Regions from separate parts of the Homo sapiens genome. Here region 1 is linked to region 2. Evidence: chromatin contacts called from ENCODE Hi-C or POLR2A ChIA-PET data. All regions are on one chromosome and are shown on one strand. Each heading gives the region's core, a stretch centred on a gene start or an enhancer-like site at or near the end of the contact. The rest is flanking DNA. Distances are from core to core; before and after follow the strand shown.

The links. Hi-C counts contacts between places; a loop is a spot of excess contacts on that map. ChIA-PET counts read pairs that join two places held with the same protein, here RNA polymerase II (POLR2A). Pooled maps may share reads with other maps.
Region 1: a map of CD8-positive, alpha-beta T cell shows a loop between it and region 2 (15-fold over the local background). The contact joins the promoter of NCOA3 here to the promoter of STK4 in region 2. A Hi-C loop is called at or near these places in 1 of 168 maps with a recorded cell type or tissue (CD8-positive, alpha-beta T cell), 3 of 37 single-sample maps with no recorded cell type and 5 of 50 pooled maps. POLR2A ChIA-PET finds 5 or more read pairs at or near these places in 2 of 52 experiments (A549 and B cell).

Annotation. Positions count from the first base shown.
Region 1 is chr20:47,500,593-47,503,814 of GRCh38, forward strand. It overlaps NCOA3 (nuclear receptor coactivator 3), which reads left to right and starts at 1,295. Exons shown (of 23, transcript NM_181659.3): 1 at 1,295-1,427. RefSeq lists a cis regulatory region at 211-283 and a silencer at 1,535-1,654.
Region 2 is chr20:44,964,895-44,968,124 of GRCh38, forward strand. It overlaps STK4 (serine/threonine kinase 4), which reads left to right and starts at 1,618. Exons shown (of 11, transcript NM_006282.5): 1 at 1,618-1,709. The coding sequence starts at 1,675. It overlaps STK4-DT (STK4 divergent transcript), which reads right to left and starts at 1,564. Exons shown (of 3, transcript NR_038341.1): 1 at 1,223-1,564; 2 at 668-791; 3 at 1-554. RefSeq lists a silencer at 1,443-1,692 and an enhancer at 2,833-2,912.

The sequences.
Region 1 (3,222 bases), core at 45-2,544, 2.5 Mb after region 2:
GGGTTATTTGAATTTTCTGGGAAAATACTGTTCTAGGCAGAGGAAATAGCAAGTGCACGATCTTTAAGGCCAGAGTGTGCTAAGCACGTTGGAGAGGCCGAGTCCATTGTAGCTGAGTTACAGAAGTGAGTGGAAGAGAAGAAGGTGATGAGTTTAGAGAGGGAAGGGCAGGGCAAGAGACGGGCTGTATGGGGCTTTGCAGGTTACTGCAAGAATTTTGCAGGAGGGACAGAGACTGACTTGGTTCTTACCAGGATTCCTCTGGCTGCTGTGTTGAGTATAGACTCTAAGAGGAAAGAGTGGAAGCAGGCAGAACACTGAGGAGGCTGTTGCAGTGGTCCAGGTGGGAAATGATGGTGCTGACCGTGGAGGTGGTAAGTGGTCAGATTATTCTATTTTATTTACACTCAACACATCTAATACTGACTCAATATTATCTAACATACAGTCCACATTGAAATTGCCCCCCAAATTCTTTTTACATAAAAAAATCATCCTGAATCCAATCAAGTCTCACCTATTGCTTTTGGTTTTCACCTCTTTCATGCTGTCATATTTTAAAAGACTCCAGGCTAGATGTTGTGTAGAATGTCCCACATTCTGAATTCGTTTATTTTTTCAAGTAAGCTTTTTGTGTGTATGTGGCAAGAATACGACAGAGGTAGCAATATGCTTTCCCCACTGCATCATATTAGGAGACACATAACAACAGTCCTGACCCATTATTGGTGGTGCTAAGTTCGATCACTTGGTAAGGGGGTGCCTGCCAGATCTTTCCATTGTAAAGCAAGCTGTTCTTTATTGTAAGTCATAAATACGCTGTGGGATGATACTTCGGGACTAAATATACCCTGAATATACTGCTGCCCAACAACATTTCACCCAGTGACTTTAGCAGCTAAGGAACAGCCTCGTGGCTTCCGACCTTGTGCCTCAGTTCGCTCATCTGAAAAATGAGGATGATCATGGTCCCTACCGGATGCTTGTTTTGAGGATCCGTGCTTGGCATACCAGAAACGCTCCACAAATGTTAGGTATTACTGGACGAAGGCAAATATGAAAAAAATTAAGGGCAGGGCTAGGACTGCATTCCGGTTCTCCGGATCCCGAGGGAGCTCCCAGTCGATGCTGGGCGAAAGCGGCCGCACGAGCCCACGTCGCCACGCCCTCCGCCGCGGAAGCCAGGGTGGGGGTCGCTGGAACCCTAGGCCGGCCGCGCAAGGCCCCCTGGGACCGGTAGTGCTGGGCGTGGCCTCGGGACTACATATCCCAGTGGCCCCCGTGCGGCGACTTTAGCTGCTGCTGTCTCAGCCGCTCCACAGCGACGGCAGCGGCTGCGGCTTAGTCGGTGGCGGCCGGCGGCGGCTGCGGGCTGAGCGGCGAGTTTCCGATTTAAAGCTGAGCTGCGAGGAAAATGGCGGCGGGAGGTGAGTGGAGATAAAGGAGGAGGCGGTGGCGGGCGAGGGGGTGGAGTGCGAGGCGGAGGGAAGAGGGGCGAGTTCCCCAGGCTGCGAGAGCCAGCGGCTTCAGATCTGCCAAGGCACTGAGGGGCGCGCCGGCCGGGGGACGCGCTGAGGTAGTTTCGGGGTGTCGGGGCCGCGCCGCTTCCCCTCAGCCCGGGGGGCGGCCCGCGGCGGTAGGAGCTGAGACGAAGCTGGGTGGCAGTCCGCTTGGGGATCCGAGGGGGTCCCCGCGCGGAGGGGTCACCCGAGGAGTTTGCGGGGGGACTGCAGGGGCCCACTTTCCCCTTCTGTCCCTAAAGTTTTTTCTTCCTCTTGCCTCCCCCAGCCCTTTTGAAAGCTCCCCGCGTCGTCCTCCTGCTGCCCCGGCTCCTTAGCAGCTTCTGGGACGCACGGGAGGGAAAAGCCGCGGGGACCCCCCCCACCCCAGCCTCCCAGCCGGGTGAGATTTGGTTGCTGTGTTTCCTCCTCACTTGGGCATTTAAAAAATATTTTAACACGAATTGTCCGCGGAATTTTCATGTTGGGCTCGGGTAGCTTCTTAGTTTTCTCGGTAAAAAGGCGTTTTACTACCTCTGGTGTGAAGGCTGGGAAATGGCAAGTGGGAAGTTGGTTGATAAAATTAGGAGTTTGGCTGTCTTTATTACTACTTTTTTTTTTTTTTTGCTCTCCCCATCTCTCATTTTATGAACATCGACCCAGTTCGTCATGGTTTAAATAAACTGCTTGTCTTGTACCTGCCTTAACAAAACTAGCCATGGGTCGTTGGGAGACTTAGTTGCTTCCTAGGCAGTTTGAGGGCATCTAGGGTGGAAAAGTTAACCGAGAGAGCGAGCATCTACCTCACTGGCAGGATCTGGGATTCCCAAATGGAATGACACGGAAGCTATGAGATTCTCTCGAAGTCGAAACTTTTTTCCCCCTCCCGAATGCGAAGACTTCCTTTTTGCAATATTTGAGCAGGGCTTCAAAACCAACCTGTTTTTGTTATTAAGCCTGTACGGTAAAGAAACAGGAAGGAGAGTACCAGCTGTCTTGCTGCAGTGGTTTTAAATGGAGTTGAATGAGATGCGTGAGAGTGGTAGTAGTATTGAGTAAGATTGCTGCATCTCTTTGATTTAAATGCCTGGCCTCGGATCCACCTAACTGATCCCTGGCTGCAAAAAAGCTTCAGTATTTGTTGCAGCAGGTTGTTGAGAAGGTGATTGGAGGAATAAAAATCTTAGGTCTTCAGCGAATGCTGCACAAACGAAAATGTTAATGGAAACCTGTAAGTTTGTGAATTGTTTGTTCTTGAAAATATTTTAAATGTATGCTCATTTAGAATATGGTTCTACCGAATGATATCCAATTGGAAAGGTACAAACACATTGAAAAGTGAATCTCTCTTTCACGCCAAACCCTACAGTTTCCCCTTCTCAGAGGCAAAGACTGTTACTGGTTTTTAGAATATCCTTGGTCTTTGGAATAATTATTTTAAGATTTTCATTTGAAACCACTTCTGTTGGATACCAAAAGCAGGGAAATAAAATGAACAGAAGAAACAGAAAATGTGGGAATACTGTTTTTGCTCTCTTAAAAAAAATGTTGATAGCTATTGGAAAAAGCTCTTCAGAACTTACTGCTTATGTCACCTTATCTATTAATACCGTTAAATAACAATCTGTGGGGCTTTAGGATAAAGAACTCTGCCAGGGTTCATTGTTTGTATGTACAATGAATCCTCTGCTTGTAACATGTAAAATGATATTGAACACTATAG
Region 2 (3,230 bases), core at 368-2,867:
GGGGGCCATCATAATGTGAGTCCATCTTCTGGAAAAATCCTGGGAAGGGGACAAAGGAGGTCTGTTTGGCATTGTGTAATGGTAATTTGGTATTTAATTTTCAAAAATGTTTACCCAATTCCTATTCATCAGCCAGGTGTGGTGGCTCTTGCCTGTAATCCCAGCACTCTGGGAGGCCGAGGTGGGAGGACTGCTGCAGCCCAGGAGTTTGAGACCAGCCTGGGTAATAATAGGGAGATCCTGTTTCTACAAAACACCAAAAACAAAACAACAACTTTGATGTTGTGGAGTCAGGACAGTCCTGGGTTAAAACCTTTGCTCTCCTTAGCTGTGTAAACCGTGGGTCTCAGCTTTCTTATCTGTTAACGGTAGGTACTTCTTCCTAGGGCTGTTTTGAGGATTAAGTGAAAGTCCAAGATTGTGTCTGGCACACAGTAGCTTCTCAGCAAATGTTTTCCTCCTATGTCAGGGAATGGCTCCTTTATCCCGTTTTGGGCCCATGGGTGGCCCTGAAGGGTGGGTGCTCAGGTGTTAAGTTCTGTAGATGGCATATCCTTGGGAAAAGCAAGGCAATTAAAAACAGTGAGAGGTTGCTCTGGTTAAGTTTTCTCCTATAACTTTCCCCATGGGTCAATTGGGTAGAATCTGCCATTTTCCTAATACTTACTGATGGTAGTGGCATTCGGAAGCACAATAGCTGAAGCCGGAGCTCTGAGTGGAGAGAAAGGTCTGTTTCTCAGGCCCAAAAAGAGGTTACACACCCATGGCTGTCCAGTTTGGTGGTGCAGGCCCTGAAATCAGACCAAACTGGATTTAAATCCCCAAACCTATACTCTAAGCTATGTGACCTTGGGCTAGATACTTCACCTCTCTGGCCTTATGAAGTAGGAATAATAATAATACCGTCTAGGTTGTTAGGAGTATTAAATGAGGTAAAGCACTGAAAACGTTTAGGGACTGTGTTAAATCATTAAATAAATAAAAACGGGGATGACCTTATCGGCTTGACACAGGGGATTAAATGAGATAATATATGAAGACAAGTACACGGCAAATGCTTAATTAATGTTGCTTATTTTTATGTCTGCAAACTGACTTAAAGGGGAGGCCTTTAAGAAAGACAGTGGGGCAATTTGCGCGTTGATGCATTGTAGGAGAAAATGTGCAGGGGGCCCGTTGGGACCAGAGTTCAACCAGGTAAGCGGCAGAAAACCACAAATACCTCCAGGCGTTCCTGGGGCAGCGCCGCCTCCCCAAAATCACGCAAAACTTGGTTTGCTAAGAATTGTCAGCTCTTCTAAAGGAGGCGCTTCACGCATCTCAGTCTGTGAAATGGGACCCAGGACCCAGGTAGAGGTGCGTTCTCGGCCTGGGGACCGAGTATTTTGTGCGCTCCGGTAACGCAGGAAGACAGCGCCACTGACACTCTAGAGACCAGCGGGCACCGCCTGGAGGCGCCTTCACCACTTGGCGGTTCCGGGTCCGCGCCCCACCGCGCCACAAGACTCACGCCCGAACCACGTGATCAGGGCCGTGGCTCCGCCCCGCTCCCGCGCCGCGCGCCGCTTCCGGTAGGGGCGGAAAGCGGAAGTGTGGGAGGGTCTGCGGGGCGGGCTCAGGAGGTCCGCGGGAGGATGGAGCAGTGAGCGGGTCTGGGCGGCTGCTGGCAGCGCCATGGAGACGGTACAGCTGAGGAACCCGCCGCGCCGGTGAGGGGCCACTGGCTAAGAGGACGGGCATGGGGTCAGGGGAAGAAAAGGCGGGAACTGGTTGAGGGGATACACCTGTGTGGGAGTCCCCGGAGCTAAGCGACCCAGCCGATGGGGCACCTGCTGAGTGAGGGGGGGGACGTCTGGTGGGTGAGGGTCCGGCTGAGGGGAGCATCTGCTAAGGAGGTTAGACTTGGGACCGGTTAGAGGGAGCACTCGCTGTGGTGAGACTGTGCTGAGGAACGTGGGGACAAGTTAGGGAGAGTACCTGCTGAGGCCGGGCCACTCGGGGGAACGCTATCCAAGCAGGGACTCACGGAGGTGGGGGCGAATGCTGAAGCAGGGTGAGAATCTGTGAGGGATCTCTTTAAGGGGGTGGATCGAGAACTGGCCAAGAGGAAGGCCGGGTGGACTTTCTAAGGGTCTGAAGTCCCACTTGAGGGGTGCGGTGGGGGGATCTGTGGAGGGGAAAAGCTTTGCGCCTAAGGCTGAAAGCATGCGAGGAAAGGTTGAGGGTCTAGCAAGGGAGGGGATGGTGGAGGGTAGCATTTCAGAGGATGCTGTTGGTGGTGTCCCCACTGTAGGATGGCATCTTTTATTACTGATGTTCAGTGTCTTCCTAATGGTCTTCACATCCTCCTCAGCTCTTCAGAACCTGACATTGGGAGGTAGGTAAGGAAATAAGAGGATATTTTCGAGATGGGGAGACTGAGGTCCAGAGTAGTTGGGAAGTGTTTCCTTCTTTACTCCGGGTCACTGAACCCTGCCAGTCTGTGCCCTTTTCAGGCCTCAGTTGTTTTGTGAATATCAGCACCAAATCCTAGTGGTACCTGGAATTGCTTTAGTTCAAGATCAGGATGGTGGCTGATCCTAGAAAATCTCAACTCCTGGATTTCCCTTGTGGACATCCCGGGTCTTTTGCCACTCTACCACATCTGGAGAAAAGTAGGGACTAGAGACCGAAGGAGTCATGCTTCTCTGAGGTTCAGTGTGGTTACTTCTATTTCACAGAGACGTCTGACTTCCTGCAGCAGAATGAGCTCTAAAGAAGGAAGTGTTCAGGGTGTGGAAGTGCAGGGCAACCAAGAGGTGAAGAGAAGGGATTGACTGCCTGGGCAGCACTCTTAGGGGTTGTTTGAGCTTGGGGATGTTTGAGGTGCACAAACATTGCAGAAGGCAAATAGGTGGTTGGGATGGGCTTTGGATTCACCCTAGCGTAGTGTGCTGAGACTGTAATAGTAATGATTATTACACTCATATTGCACTTACCGGGTGCCAGGCACTGTTCTAAGTGCTTTCCATGTGTCCTGCTGAAGCATATGAAATTGCTGATATTTGACCATTTTTGAACCATAAAAACCTCATTTGAACTCATTTGAACCTCACAACAATCCTGTGTGGTAGATATCCCTATATGTCTGTTTTACAGATGATAAAACTGAGATACAGAGGGTAGTGATTTGCTGGGAGAAGTCATAGCAAGTAAGAGACAGAGCTAGGATTTTAATGTCTATGGGGTCT